Linked DNA regions of Homo sapiens: region 2 is linked to region 1. A link is a loop called in an ENCODE intact Hi-C map of the cell type or tissue named here. Cell type or tissue: A673. All regions are shown on one strand.

Region 1 (8,000 bases):
GGTTTCTTTGTGTTCTCTCATTTTTTCAAAGCTGGGTGTTGGGACCAACATCACCACTGACATTCTGTGGCTCTAAACAAGTCCTCACGACCACTTCTCAGTTTTCTCATCTTTATGAAGTATGGAGTAATCCCCACTAGCCTTATAGAGGGACTGTGTGAGAAGGGAAGAGACTGCTATTGTTTGCCCTATATCCACCTACTTCCCTAGTTCCAGAACGCTGGACTTTAATGAGATAACAAAGTACCTAGTAAAAACACTGCATCATTTTCCATCCCCCACCCCTTGCAGTAAAATGTGGCCCATGAGACAGAAGCACTAACTACTGAGCAGGACTTCTAGGGGAGTTCTTTAAAACTCAGAGGAGCACCACTTTTACCTTCTGCTCTTCCCTTTTTCCTGCCTGGAACGCAGAAGTGATGGCTGAAGCTCCTGAGGCTATAAGCTCTGTACGTAGGAGAGTGGTGAAGAAAGGAGCTTGGTTCTGCAAGGATGTTGTAGAGCTGCCATACCAGTCCTGCATGGTATTCCTGTGCACTACTGTTACGTGAACACACAAACACCTAATTTGTTTAAGCCATTAGGCCAGGCCTCTATTAGCCATTCCTGACTGATACAGAAGACAAAAATGGCATCACAGACTCCTGAACTCCAAAGACACTGCCTATTCTTTCGTCTGTTCTTGGCAAGCACCAACATTGAGACTGTACTTCAGGGTTGATGCTGGCCATTTGGTGGCGTGAGGAGTGGGCACTCACATGTCTCTGCTAGCAGTTCTGACGTGTCCATTCCACACTGGATCCATAGAACGAGGGAACACAAGTGTCTTCTCATAAGATTTATAGAAACAGTGATCGTTGCAGAAAAATAATTAGCAAGAGAACAGACTTCAGCTCTCTGAAGGCTGATGACCACCTGTTTCTCATCTCTTCTAGTGTATGTCAAAGCTAAATTAGGTCAAATAGGAAATAAGTCAGAATCCCCAATTCGATAGAAACTTACAGGTCTTGTGATCTAATCTGCCACTTGATCCGTGAATTACCTATAGGTCATCCCTAAGAGGTGGCCTCCAGCTTCTGCTTGAATTCCTTCAAGGATGGGGTGCTCATTGTGGCTTTTCTAATCATCTCTGATTGTTAGAAACACTGTGAAACTTTTATCCATCAGTCCTGTTTCTGAAGCTGTACGGTACAAATTTTTTTTTTCCCCACTTAAGGCTCAACTATTGGAATACATCTACCATGTCTCCTATGAAACTTGCTTCTCCAGGCCAATCATCCTTACTTCCTTAAACTTTTTTTTTTCCTGAAAAGTTATTCTTTTAATCTTATTAAAAAAGCAACCCATGCCCATTCCACAAATACAAGTGAAATAGTGAAAAACAAAAATCAAACTACATCTATTTGGTGATCATTATTAATGTCTTATGTTTCCTCCCAGATTGTTTTCTGCATGAATAATAACCAACAATGTGTGTGTATGTATATATATGCTTTTGCATTAAAAGGTGGTTTTGAAGGTAACATTTTTTGGAGTACTGATTAAGCGCCAGCAACTCTTCCAAGCTCTTTGCATGTATTACATCAGTTAATCCCTCACACCCGTTTAAGGTAAGCATCCTTATTTTTCCCGATTTCCACACAGGCAGCACAATCCTGAAAACCTACACTGTTTTTACTAGATAATTACTTCTCTAAAAACAAAACAATAAAAGCACTCAATAAATAGTAGTTATTATTACCCTTTTTAATGAAGCAATCCTAATTGTTGAACTCTTAAAAGGACTAAGGGATGGCTCACACCTGTAAATCCAGTGTGTCCGGAATTGGTAGGTTCTTGGTCTCACTAACTTCAAGAATAAAGCCGCGGACCCTCGCCGTGAGTGTCACAGGTCTTAAAGGCTGCGTGTCTAGAGTCTGTTCCTTCTGAAGTTCGGATGCGTTTGGACTTTCTTCCTTCTGGTGGGTTCCTGGTCTCACTGGCTTCAAGAGTGAAGCTGCAGACCTTCGCGGTGTTACAGCTCACAAAAGCAGCATGCACCCAAAGAAGTGAAGAACAAAGATTCCACACCAGGACAGAGTACGAGGAGATGCCACTGCTGGCTCCAGCAGCCTGCTTTTATTCTCTTATCTGGCCCCACCCACATCCTGCTGATTGGTCCATTTTACAGAGAGCCGATTGGTCTGTTTTACAAAGAGCTGATTGGTCCGTTTTGACAGGGTGTTGATTGGTGCGTTTACAATCCCTAAGCTAGACACAGAAGTTCTCCAAGTCCCCACTAGATTAGCTAGATACGGAGTGCTGATTGGTGTATTCACAATCCCTTAGCTAGACATAAAGAGTCTCCAAGTCCCCATCAGATTAGCTAGATACAGAGTGCCCATTAGTGCATCCACAAACCCTGAGGTAGACACAGGGTGCTGATTGGTGTGTTCACAAACCTTGAGCTAGATACAGAGTGCTGATTGGTGTATTTACAATCCCTTAGCTAGACATAAAGGTTCTCCAAGTTCCCCACTAGACTCAGGAGCCCAGCTGGCTTCACCTAGTGGATACCGCAGCGGGGCCGCAGGTGGAGCTGCCTGCCAGTCCTGCAGCGTGTGCCTGCACTCCTCAGCCCTTGGGCAGTAGATGGGACCAGGCGCCCTGGAGCAGGGGCCGGAGCTCCTCGGGGAGGCTTGGGCAGCGCAGGAGCCCACGGCGGGGGTGGGGGAGGCGGCTCAGGCATGGCCAGCTGTAAGTTCCGAGTCCTGCCCCGCGAGGAGGCAGCTGAGGCCCAAGAATTTGAGCGCAGCGCCAGCGGGCCGGCACTGCTGGGGGACCCAGGGCACCCTCCGCAGCTCCTGGCCTGGGTGCTAAGCCCCTCACTGCCCGGGGCGGCGGCGCCAGCCGGCCGCTGCAAGTGCGGGGCCAGCTGAGCCCACGCCCACCCGGAACTCGCGCTGGCCCGCAAGTGCGGCACGCAGCCCCGGTTCCCGCCCGCGCCGCTCCCTCCACACCTCCCGGCAAGCTGAGCGAGCCAGCTCCGGCCTCAGCCAGCCCAGAAAGGAGCTCCCACAGTGCAGCGGTGGGCTGAAGGGCTCCTCAAGCGCGGCCAGAGTGGGCGCCAAGGCCGAGGAGGCGCCCAGAGTGAGTAAGGGCTGCGAGGGCTGCCAGCACGCTCTCACCTCTCACCCAGGACTTTGGAGGCTGAGGTGGGTGGATTCCTTGAGGTCAGGAGTTCAAGACCAGCCTGGCCAACATGGCAAAACCCCATCTCTACTAAAAATACTGAAATTAGCTGGGTGTGGTGGTGGGCGCCTGTAATTCCAGCTTCTTGGTTGGTTGAAGCACAAGAATCTTTTGAACCCGGGAGGCAGAGGTTGCAGTGAGCCAAGAAGACCATGCCACTGCACTCCAGCCTGAGCAACAGAGGAAGACTGTGTCTCAAAAAAAAAAAAAAAAAAAAAAAGGACTAAGGGAGATGATAATATTTTCTTGGGGAGGGTTGTTATAAACATTAATTGAGTTGTTTGTGTGCCATCCTTCTGGATGCCAAGTCTCTGTCGCCCAGGTTGGAGTGCAGTGGTGCGATCTCGGCTCACTGCAAGCTCTGCCTCCCAGGTTCAGGCCATTCTCCTGCCTTGGCCTCCCGAGTAGCTGGGACTACAGGCGCCCGCCACCACGCCCGGCTAATTTTTTTTTTTTTGTATTTTTAGTAGAGACGGGGTTTCACCGTGTTAGCCAGGATGGTCTCAATCTCCTGACCTCGTGATCCTCCCGCCTCGGCCTCCCAAAGTGCTGCGATTACTTACAGGCGTGAGCCACCGCGCGCGGCCACCACCAAGTGACATTCTGAAGGAGAATTCAAGCAACCTGAAAAGCATAACGTCTCATATGTCAGGATCATTTAAGGCATATTTTTCACTCCTTTGCTGCCCCGTTTATCCTTGGTCCATTGAGGTTTGCCCAGAGAGATTAAATTCTTAGTGTCAGTACAAATAAAAATTAATTTTTTTTTCTTGAAACACACGCATGCACAGAGAAGCAGCATAAGAATGCGTGAGTACTGAAGCCAAGCTGCCTAGGTTCAAATCTTTGCTTTAATATTTTCTAGCTGCGTAACTTTTGGCAAATTCCTTAAACTCTCTGTACCTCAGTTGCTATCTGTAAAATGGGGATGGTCATCATAATACCTGTCTTCAGAGTTACAATAACTAAGTTACTTAATCCATGCAGGGCACTTAGAACAAGACCAGACCTTCTTTTCCACGTTACAAAGATTAGTAAAATTTTAGAAAATTAACTGTTATTTTGTATTATTCTTACTTATATGCCTCATACTCTTCAAAGGAAAGAAAAGAGATTTTGAGAGAGAATGGTTCAGAAAAACAGCTGTAGGGATCTTTTTTACTTAGCAAATTCCAACTCTTAGGGGTGAGGGCGCTTATGCGTTAGGAACACCAGGTGGCGCTGTAAACAAGTACAGTAAGGAGATCTGCACCTCCCCTCGGGTGCCGGCCTTGGGCTGTGGGGCTTGTGCCTGGCAGCTCTCAGAGCTGGAGAAGACAGAGACCTAGGCCTCTTTTTTTTATTTTATTTTATTTAACAATTTAAATACATAGGAAATTAAGAAATTCAAAGAGTTACAAACAACTGTGATAGAATTTGTTTATAAGTTAACACATTAAAATGATTTCATAATCGTGTATTTATTTCAGGAAATAATTTTATGGAATAGTGAACATTACCTTTTAAGAAATGGAAAATCTCCAATAGGTTCTATGGCATATTTAAACTCACAACTAATTTCTTAAAAACTAACTTAACAAACTCTAAATGATAATAACTGTGAGTAGCTTCATTTGGTTATTCATAACCCAATTCACAACCAAATTTACATATATGAGGCCCAAGCCCAACAGCCCCCTGGCTCCCCATCACCACACTCTGGCTACACCTTTCTGCAGAGAAGAGATTGACCATAATCCCTTTAGAATTGTGGTTTCTTGTCTAACCTTTTTCCAGAGGGGTTAGAGTTTTTCTCAGAGACGGGGAGATTTTCTCTACTGGGTACTTCCCTAACTTCTTTTCCATCCACTGCCCCCAGGCCTAGGTTGTCACTTCCTTCCTTCTTGAGACTATCCACTCCCGTACCTAGGCCAGGGTGGATGTCCTCACACTTGCCCTTTGGTCCTCCTCTTGGGAACAGTACTTCCCATGCCAAAAGACATCAGGAAATCATGGGGAAAGATAGGTGAATTAATATTTATGGAACACCTACTGTGGGCCAGGCACTGTTGTGGGTGCTTGATGTACATCAGTCATCTCACAACAACCCTTAAAAGCCAGCTGATTGCTTATCACCATATAGCAGGGGAAAAACATGCTTAGAGAAATTGGGCAGGTCTCCCAAAGTTAAACAACTGGCTAGTGGCCAATGCCACATGTTTTTTTCTGAATCCCCATGTGATTGAATCCAGTGGAGAGGGAGGTCAGGACCAGCCACTCAGATGGAGATGAGTCTGCAAGGGAATTTCTCCCTTTCCATCTGTGTCCGAGTCTTGTCAGTTTTATCAACCCACTGCCTCAAACGTGAGCTCACCTCTCTAACTTCCTTCCCACAGCTTTGCTTAGTTCAGACCTTCATTAGTCTTCATGGCATAATCTACACTTTACAAACTGATAAACTAGGCTTTTAATCTCAGCTTTACCTTTTACTCCCAGTAAGTTACCTTTGCTTACCTCAGTTTCCTTATTTGTAAGGTAGAGATGATTATGTCTTTCTTGAGTGGTATTGTAAGGATGAAATGAAACCACATACATTAGAAAAGAAAAAGAGTCTCCTTCTCTCCCTTTTCCTTGGTCTGAGCATTGATTTATCCATTCTGTGAATATGTACTGAGCACCCACGATGTGCTAGAAATTATTTTAGGCACTTAGGACACAGCAATGAATGAGGCACACATATTTCCTGCACTCATAGAGTTAGAGTGCATAGTGTAGACAGAAAAGAAAGAATTAGAGGCTAGATAAAAGTACAATTTCAGATGGTGCTAAATGTTGGAAGAGAATAAAACAGGGTCAGGTAATAGAGATCTTTGACCATCCTGTTTCCTTTGTCCAGAATGCCCAATCACTACTCCTCCCCTGCTGAACTTCTCCTCTCTCAAGGCCCCCTTCAAATGATAATCTCTGTGAAATCATCACAGCTCGCTATGAACTTTAATCGTGCCCTCCTCTAGACTTTCCCACTGGTTGTCTAAATCCACCTGCGAGGCTGAGGACATTCACTCATATCTTACTCATTGTTTCATTCTGCACACCTTTGTCCCACCCTCAAGCAAAGCTCCACGAATATACTGAAGAGGAAAACTGACACTGTAACCCCAAAGAACTACCTGATACCTTGGTTTGCGAGTGGCAAATCCGAGAGTGAGGAGAAAGGGGACAGGCATCCTGGTACCTCCAGATGGGGACAAAGGAACAAACTTCCAAACAAAATGAACCATTCCCCTGGGATGTGTATGTGTTTGTGTGTGCACACACCCATGTGCTCATGACTGTGTGTGGTGTGTGTGCCTGTCTGTCATAGAGGCAGGGATGAAGACTGATAGGCGGGAAAATCTAAATCTAGCAGGAGGGATACTAGTTCTTTTGTTTGTTTTTTTCCTAAAAGGCTTTAGAAGCCTTCCTGCAAAAGGCTGGATTTCTGGGAGCCACTTAAATGAAGGCATTTTGCATATGAAGGACATGCAGAGTCTGAGTATGGTCACCCGCCCCTCACTGCCCGCAGTGAGCCGTCAGCCACCCGCATCACCCCAGCTCCAGCACCACAGTAGCAGACTGATCCTTTTTAATGAGATGCTCAGAGTCTGAGCACTCCTCCTCTCTGGGGTCCTAATCATTTCTCAGAAAGTGGCTGCCCTGCACCCTGGAATTCACGTTTTTTGTTTCCCTTTCCACCTCCAGCCACAGGGTGAGGAGGTGTCAACAGGAGGCGAATGGCTGTGGAACACCTGTCACAGAGTTCTTCCCATCCCCTGTGGGTGGGCAGGGAGATATCCCGGTTTTGTTCTATCTGTTATGAAACCTGCGGAGAAAGCTAAATCTGGCTGTACTGACTTAACTCCCGGGTCGAAAAAAGCTGCTTGAGAGTCTTGGGCACGGAAAGGAATCGAAGCCAGCAGCCATCATCTGTAGAGCTGTGTTTGTTCCCCACAGGAACCTGAACTCAGAGGAAATGCCAGCTGAGTTCTTCTTGCCCCATCTGTGACAGAATTCCAGCTGTTCCACGATAGCAATCTGGCTTGGAGAGTGTAGTGGCTTCCCTACACTCCATCAAAACAAAGCAGGGTGACTTGTGAAGATACTAATTTTGGCTCCATTTTTATTGCTCTAAATGTTTCTGCAAATTGCTACCAAAAAGTTAACCAGGTCTTGTGTTCTTTGCCTTGGGGAGCTTTGGGAGAAGGGTGAACAGCATTTTCCAGGCCAAGAGAACTTTGTTGGCGTGTCATGTAATTAGAGGACATTGAAGCTAGGGTGGAGGAGGGGGAGACAGAAGCAGCCAAAGGAAAAGAGTTTTGAGGCTTCTCCTAGAACAGGAGGGAAGGGTATTGCAAAGACCTTCCTGTCCAAGCATGGCACAAAAGCCATGACATTGCTCCCTTTAAGCACTCATAGAAGTTTGGAAAATAAACAGATAAACAGGTTAATGGCAGCGAATCCATAATGGTCTGCAGCAACCTCAATTCTTGCCTCCTCAGAAGAAAGAATTCAGCTGAGGGGCATAAAGCAGAAAAGGAGACCAAGCCAAGTTTTAGAGCAGGAGTGAAAGTTTATTAAAAAGCTTTACAGCAGGAATGAAAGGAAGGAAAGTACGCTTGGAAGAGGGCCAAGAAGGTGACTTGAGAGATCAAGTGTGCAGTTTTGACCTTTTGACTTGGGGTTTTAGACGCTGGCATACTTCTGGGGCTTTGTGTCCCTTATCCCCTGATTCTTCCCTTGGGGTGGGCTGT
Region 2 (8,000 bases), 260 kb after region 1:
TCAAGACCAAGTTTATGTTTGCATTTGAGGGTTGGTATAAAGTTGGGAGCATCTGCAGTCTCTGGATTCACATCATGGATCCCACTTCATCCCAACTGTGTGTCCTTGGGTGAATATTCAGCCTCTCTGTGCCTCATTTTCTTCATTTGTAAAAAGAGATAGTAACGATAATAGCTACCTTATAGATTTTTTGTGAGGATTAAAGGAGTTAGTCCATGTAGAGTCCTTAGAACAGCAGCTGACAAAGAGTGGGAACTTGCTAAATGCTATTTTTATTTGATCTTATCCATGTATGAATAAATTTAATGTTCTAATTTTGTGGTAATCTTAATTAGATACTAGTCCGCAAGTAAAAAATCTTTGCATTGTATTTTTTCAAGTTTCAAAATCAGAAGGGACATACCAAGCTGGAAAAGAAGAAGGTAAAAGTACCGTTATTACAACAGAAGTAGCTAGTAATAACTGTTTTCAGGAACTAAATATAATTCAAGCCTCAAATGTTTTTGAGATACAACTTTTTGGAAATATATTCTGAGTAGGGCCAGGCGCGGTGGCTCACACCTGTAATCCCAGCACTTTGGGAGGCCAAGGTGGGCGGATCACAAGGTCAGGAGATTGAGACCATCCTGGCTAACATGGTGAAACTCTGTCTCTACTAAAAATACAAAAAATTAGCCAGGCGTGGTGGCGGGCGCCTGTAGTCCCAGCTACTCGGGAGGCTGAGGCAGGAGAATGGCGTGAACCCAGGAGGCAGAGCTTGCAGTGAGCCAAGATCGCACCACTGCACTCTAGCCTGGGCGACAGAGCGAGACCCCATTTCAAAAAAAAAAAAAAGAAGAAAGAAATATATTCTGAGTAATTATTAAGATGACTGAATTATAAATATTCTTTAAATAAATGCACTTTTATTATTTTCAGGCATGCGTAGTAACTCATATTACATTGATACATATCAAGCAGCTTAAACCAGGCTATTCTGAAGTAACAAATCCTGAAACTTTTTTTTTTTTTTTTTTTTTTTTGAGACGGAGTCTCGCTCTGTCGCCCAGGCTGGAGTGCAGTGGTGGGATCTCGGCTCACTGCAAGCTCCGCCTCCCGGGTTCACGCCATTCTCCTGCCTCAGCCTCCCAAGTAGCTGGGACTACAGGCGCCCGCCACTACGCCCGGCTAATTTTTTTGTATTTTTAGTAGAGACGGGGTTTCACCGTTTTAGCCGGGATGGTCTCGATCTCCTGACCTCGTGATCCGCCCGCCTCGGCCTCCCAAAGTGCTGGGATTACAGGCGTGAGCCACCGCGCCCGGCCCAAATCCTGAAACTTTTAAATGCCCACAACAAAGGTTTATTTCTTACTTATGCCACATGTTTATTGTGGGTCAATTATGGCTCTATTCCATGTTTTCTTCACTGTAAGATCCAGACTGATTGGGCAGGTTCTTTCTGAAACTTTCTTGGTTGTCATGGCAGAGAGCATAGAAAACTAATCCTTGTCTTTTAAAGCTTTTGCCCAAAATTGACACATGCCACTTCCATTTACATTTCATTGTCTAAAGCAGGGGTTGGCAAACTTTTTCTGTAAAGTGCCAGAGAGTTCATTTTTTTTTTTTTAGGTTCCACATATGGTCTCTGTCGCATTTTTTTTTTTTACAATTCTTTTTAAAAATGTAAAACCTTTCTTAGCATGCTGGCTGTACAAAAAAACAGACCACATGCCACATTCAGTTTGCCTCCTGTAGTTTGCTTACTTCTGATCTTAAAAGCAAGTCTTATGGCCAAGCCTGGGATCAACAGTGAGGGTCAGTGAATAACTGTAAACAATATTCCATACCGTGAATTGTAAGATTAATATAATCTGTATATTCACCTTATGATTTGCATATCAGTCAGTAGTTTGTAAATAAATTTGTGCTTTTATAGTACATGAATTTGCTCTCTTGGGACATTCTCTTTTACATCTTACTTAAATAATAGATTTGCATAACAAAGCCTTTCCTAAATACTCAACTGTGTCCAGTTATCACAGTTCCTGAATCCAAGTGTTTAATTTATAAAAATATTATTGAATGTGAAATACTTAAATATCTGACAAGTCGTAGTATGTGTTAAACAAGTTGGCCTGGACTGGCACTGCCAAAAGAAAATGCAAGAAAGAGTTTATTTTTACAGTTAAAGATAGTGGATTAGGCACATATAATTATTTATTCTTCCTGTAATCTCCACTGAAATGATAGTGTCATAGTTTACAACAATAAATACATATATATATATACATTCACATTTATACCCATGAAGTCTAAATAGCTGGAAAGAGGGCATCAGCAGATGAGACATACCACCTTCTGAAGACATTGTGGGTGGAGGCTGGTAACTGACTCTTTAGAAAGAATGGAGATAACTGAGCATAAAGTGCACACAGAAGGAGAGAACTAATCTGATCACACACCCATGAATACTACCAGGTACAGCATGGGGTAGCATGAATCTGGGGATTAAAAACAAGATAATCACTAAAAGCCTGTGAGATGTATAGTTGTATTTCCATCCAACATGAAGAATAGTGTCAGGCTTGTGTCTAGCCCTTGGGCAGTAAATAGCATAAGTTTCTTCTCTGGAAAATCTCAAGATTCCAAGCAAAGATTGCCCCATACTGACATTTAAGAGTCCCCAGGGAAATTGCCTTATCTCCATCTAATCATGTTTATGCCTGTCAGTGAACAAGTTGCATTTAAACGTTTAGAGTTTTTTGGGGAATGTATTCTTAAATATAAACAGGCAATCATGGCTGAGGAGACACTAAGGGAAAGCCTCCACCAGGAAAGAGAAAATCCAGGATAAACAGAAAATAAAATTATGCAACAGAAAGGGTCCATAATGGAAAGATGACAAGAAAACTAAAAACTAATTTTAATTAGTGTTTTCAGAAAGATGTGAGAAGACAAATTTTTTTAAAAGAGAAAAAATGCTCAGAAAAAGGAACAGTCATAGAAAAAAGGGTCTCTTGTAAATTACAAGTATGATCACCAAAACAAAGCAAATAGTAGAAGGGTCAGTACGAGGATTGGCAAACTATGGCCTTCCACCTGTTTTTGTAAAGAAAGGTATACTGGAACCCAGCACTGCCTATTTGTTTTCATATTGTCTATGGCTGCTTTCATGCTACAACAGCAGAGTGAGTAGTTATGACAGAGATCATATGCTCATGAAACCAAAAAATTTACTATCTGGCCCTTTACAGAAAAAGTTTGCTAACCCATTAATTAGAAGACAGAAATGAAAAAAAAAAATAAATAAATAACTCCAGGAAATATAAAAGGAAAATAGAGTGGAAAAGAAACAGATGGAAAGATTTAAAAAAGGATTAGAGATTAGACAATCCAGGAGGATTTAACATATGACTAACAGGTGATTCATAAAGAAAGAAAACAGAGGGGAGGAAGTTGTATTAAAAATACAAGGCAATGTGCCAAAGCTGAAGAGCTTGTCTCCAAATAAAGGATCTGAACAATAAATGAAAAAATCCAGACCTAGACACATCATTGTGAAATTTTAGAACACCAGGGGTAAAAGAAAATCCGGAAAGACCCCCTGATGACATAAAAATTAGAAAGATCAGAAGGGCATCAAACTTTTCAACTGTAAAGCTAGATGCAACAAGACAGTTAAGCTAAGGCTTCAAAATGGTAAAGAAACTTGATTTTCACTATATGAAGTGTTTCGATGTATAATCTCCTTAAATTCTAAACACAACACTATTATGGGTAGGTGTCATTATTTAATCCCCATTTTACAGATGACAAAACTGTAATTTTATGACTTTGACTATCCCAAAGTCACTGTGTTACATTTGATTGCTTGGCAAACTACAAATATTCCCAGCCCTTTCTAGTTTTTTTTGTGTGGTTTTTTTTTTTCCTGTACTTCAAGAGAAATATGTTTGAGATTCTGTAGCATTCTGGATGCTAGTCAGGTTCCAACAATTAAACACATTTGTGCATGATTTGCGAAGTTAAAGTGAAGGCAGAGGCCATTTTCTTACTGCTTCAGGCAGGCAAGTTCAAACGAAAGATGTTTTTCCTCCTCCAGTAACATTCTTTTTCTTTTTTTTTTTAGATTCAGGGGGTAGGTGTCCATGTTTGTTACAAGGATATACTGCATAATGCTGGAGTTTGAGCTTCTATTGAACCCATCACCCAAGTAGTGAGCATAGTACCCAATGAGTAGTTTCTCAATCCTTACCCCCATCCCACCCTCCCCCCTTTTGAAATTCCCGGAGTCTGTTGTTTCCATCTTTATGTGTACCCATTATTTAGTTCCCACTTACAAGTGAGAACATATGGATTTGATTTTCTGTTTCTGCGCTAATTCACTTAGGGTAATGGCCTCCAGCTGCATTGGTGTTGCTGCAAAGGATATGATTTCATTCTTTTTTAGGGCTATGGTATTCCATGGTGTATAGTAGCTAGTTTACCGCTTCATGTGCACTAAGAGGTAATTGCAATGGCCGTGAAGACTTTCTGATCTCTTGATCAAACTAAGATAGTATGTTTTTTAAGTCATATCTTCCTGCCTTCCCACTACTTAGTAGCTCCTTTGGGGGATCAGCTTTTCAGTGTTCTAGGAGTCATTTCTGCAGAACTAGCCTAAACCTTGCTACTCCAGCTCTTCTAACAATTTTGTAAGCACCTAATTTTCTGAATTAAATCTCTTTCTTAAAATACCCAAAGTGATTTCGTTTTCCTTCACTGATTCCTGACTGATGTAGTTCACAGAAGTTTAGTATTAATGATAGAATAAGAGGTTTTCAGATTTTAAAATTATATCTAGGCAGTCCATGCTATACTAAAACACTGCCAGTCATAACCAGGGTTTGATTCTAGTTAAAATGGTTTCTTAACATATAATGTCTAAGAATAATTACATTAGTGGAAAGAGGTAAAGAAAGGCAACGTCCAGCCAGGCACGGTGGCCCATGCCTGTAATCCCAGCACTTTGGGAGGCCGAGGAGGGCAGCTCAGGAGGTCAGGAGATCGAGATCATCCTGGCCAACATGGTGAAACCCCATCTCTACTAAAAATACAAAAATTCACTGTGTGTGGTGGTGCACGCCTGTAATTCCAGCTATGCGGGAGCCTGATACAGGAGAATTGCTTGAACCAAGGAGTCAGAGGCCACTGTGAGCTGAGATCACCCCAGTGCACTCCAGCCTGGCGACAGAGTGAGACTCCGTCTCAAGAAAAAAAAAAACAGAAAGGCAACATCCACTTACTTTCTTCAGCTTGAAAAGTGCTTCCGTGTACTGGGTGCAATTTTAAGCATGATATATATTAACACGTTTACCCCTGAGATAGGTACTATTATCCTTAATTTATGGCCAAAAAAAAAAAAATGCATAGAAAGGTTAACTGAATTGCCCAAAGTCACATGCTTAAGAAGAGGCAGAGTGAGGATTTAAATTCATCTGTCTCCACAGTCTGTTCTTTCAGCTATTCTATACTTTATCATTATATCTTTGTAACACTAAATTTGACCTGAAAGGGGGTTAAATTTGTCTGGGATTGTTGATAGAACCAAGTTTAAAGTATGAACATGTTTTTATTCCCATGTAATTTGTTTTTTATTAGATGTGAAAATCTTTCAGAAACCCTAAAATGTCAAGATTGTGATTTTTAGGACAAAAATACAACGTAAAGTAGATCCAGAAATGAGAACTAAAAGTACTCTTTTCATCATCGGTACTGGTATGCTGCTGAAAATATATTATGACCAAAATAATTTTATGAAAAAGTGCTGAATTCTCTCTTTGTGGATCCTTGCCATTTCTTTTTAAATTTTGGTCCTTTTGGATGTTTCTCACCATTTTCCTCTGAATCTTTTATGGTTCTGTACCCTAGGATGTATCATGAAATATGTTAACTCACTTAAAATTTCATAGCTCTGATCAATTTAACAGTTTACTAAATTGTGTGAGTGACATATAGAGAAAGAAGTAGAGGCTTTTGATAATGTTATGTTCCTTAGTGGATGGGGTTCTATGGCTGTTGAGTGGGCAGGGGCTTGGATATTTAAAATAGGAAAAATGGTAAAATGTGCTTTCACAGGTAGTCCCTACCTAATGAATGTATTGTGGTCCCATACTCATTTATAAGTTAAAAGTTCATTTGCAAGTCAGCATGTAGAAGTTTGAACTAAAGCTGAGTATTATAAAAGCACTAAAGATTCTAGGAGAACGTAAGTACCACTTAGACTTTATTTTCATTGGATAATGAGGTAGACATATTTCCCATTCTTACCCTCACTCCCAGGGCAGTGGCTTGAGCAATCTATAAGTGGAGATCCTCAGGGAGTTGCTAAGGAGACCCTCTATTGAGGACTTTGGCGGGGGAGGTGACAGTGTAAGTATGGCTGTGTTGGTGGTGGCTACAGCAGATGCCCTCAGCAAACTTCCTCTTAGATTCCATTGGCTAGGATTTGGTCATATACCCATGGCATCTGCCAGAAAGACTAGAAATGCAAGTGCTGGCATTTTTAGTCTCCAAAGTAGGAGGAGAGCCCTTCCAACAAGAAATGAAGAGGTTGGCAGTGGCTGTTGAGCAGGCAAACAACAGTGTTCACTGTGACTTACAACCAGGAATTTTGGTAGCGGTCTTCAAATTCATGCTTTAATATGAAACTATCCTTTTGGATGAATGTACCTAAAATGAATAATTTCTCCTTTAAGTTTCTCCTCTCTTTCCAAGTATATAATATTTTATTTTTAAAATTGGATGATCAGGGCAGGGCACAGTGGCTCACTCCTGTAATCCCAGCACTTTGGGAGGTCGAGGTGGGTGGATCACCTGAGGTCAGTAGTTCGTGACCAGCCTGGCCAACATGGTGAAACCTCGTCTCTACTAAAAATACCAAAAATTAGCTGGGCATGGGGGCGGGCGCCTGTAGTCCCAGCTACTCGGGAGGCTGAGGCAGGAGAATTGCTTGAACCTGGGAGGCGGAGGTTGCAGATTGTGCCCAATATCGCGCCATTGCACTCCAGCCTGGGCAAAAAGAGAAAATCCATCTCAGTAAAATAAAATAGGATGATTAGATCTATGACTATTAATTATTTTCAAGGTAGATTTTTAAGGCCAGGTATGGTGGCTCACGCCTGTAATCCCAGCACTTTGGAAGGCTGAGGCAGGACGATCGCTTGAGGTCAGAAGTTCGAGACCAACCTGGACAACACAGGGAGACCCAGTCTCTACAAAAAATGTTTTAAAAAATTAGTTGGGCATGGTGACACATGCCTGTGGTCCCAGCTACTTGGGAGGCTGAGGTGGGAGGATTGCTTGAGGCTGGGAGATTGAGGCTGCAGTGAGCCATGGTCACACCATTGTACTCTAGTCTGGGTGACAGAGCGAGACCCTGTCTCAAAAAAAAAAAAAAGTAGATGTATATATGTAGCTCTTCACTAGTAAACAGCTATCTTATATTGTAAATGCAAACAAAAGTTTGCAACTCATATACAATATTTATTTTTCCTTTCATCTTCTTTTAATAAGAACTTAGACTTGTTTACCTTTGGAAAATATTTTTCACTTTTATATTACATTAGAAATGCCACTCTTTAAAAATCAATATTTAAAATGCAAAATTAGTAGCTGAAGTGTTTGTTCTGAAACAGATCCACTACCCTCTTATGTCCTACAGAATTTCTGAGTAAGCTCTACCAATCATTTGCATCAGAATCTTATGGAATACGAACAGTGTCTATTTCGGGGACTCAACACTAGATCCACTAAATCAGAATCACTGGAAAGCAGCCTAGGAATCTATTTTAAACAAATTGCCCAAGTGATAGTAGCATACACTAAAATATCAGAACCACTGATACATAAATTGTTTTCCCGAAGAACATTGTGGATATGAGTGAGTTGAAGTATATATTTTGGAATAAGTTCTGAGGACATATTTTGGTCTGTTTTTTTGTGTTTCATCAGATTTTTCCATCTTTTACTGCCTTTGTTTT

What was found. A loop is a pair of places that touch in the nucleus more often than their neighbours do. Peaks named below come from ENCODE experiments on the same cell type or tissue, not always from the same donor. Only the 100,000 strongest peaks of a DNase experiment are listed, where the experiment ranks them.
Region 2: a loop joins it to region 1, with 2.7 times the contacts of the local background. A loop is called at or near these places in 4 of 110 quality-filtered maps.

Annotation. Positions count from the first base shown.
Region 1 is chr1:209,856,043-209,864,042 of GRCh38, forward strand. UTP25 (UTP25 small subunit processome component) reads left to right here. Exons shown (of 12, transcript NM_014388.7): 12 at 1-1,523. Among named protein-coding and RNA genes, the nearest start is that of UTP25, 32 kb to the left of the region's middle. In A673, a CTCF peak has its summit at 4,451 (motif pointing right); a DNase peak (open chromatin) is centred at 4,479.
Region 2 is chr1:210,120,974-210,128,973 of GRCh38, forward strand. The region is part of intron 6 of SYT14 (synaptotagmin 14); the gene reads left to right. Among named protein-coding and RNA genes, the nearest start is that of SERTAD4, 110 kb to the right of the region's middle. In A673, no CTCF peak of the experiment used is centred here; DNase peaks (open chromatin) are centred at 2,638, 3,498, 3,938 and 4,348; H3K27ac peaks cover 2,343 bases.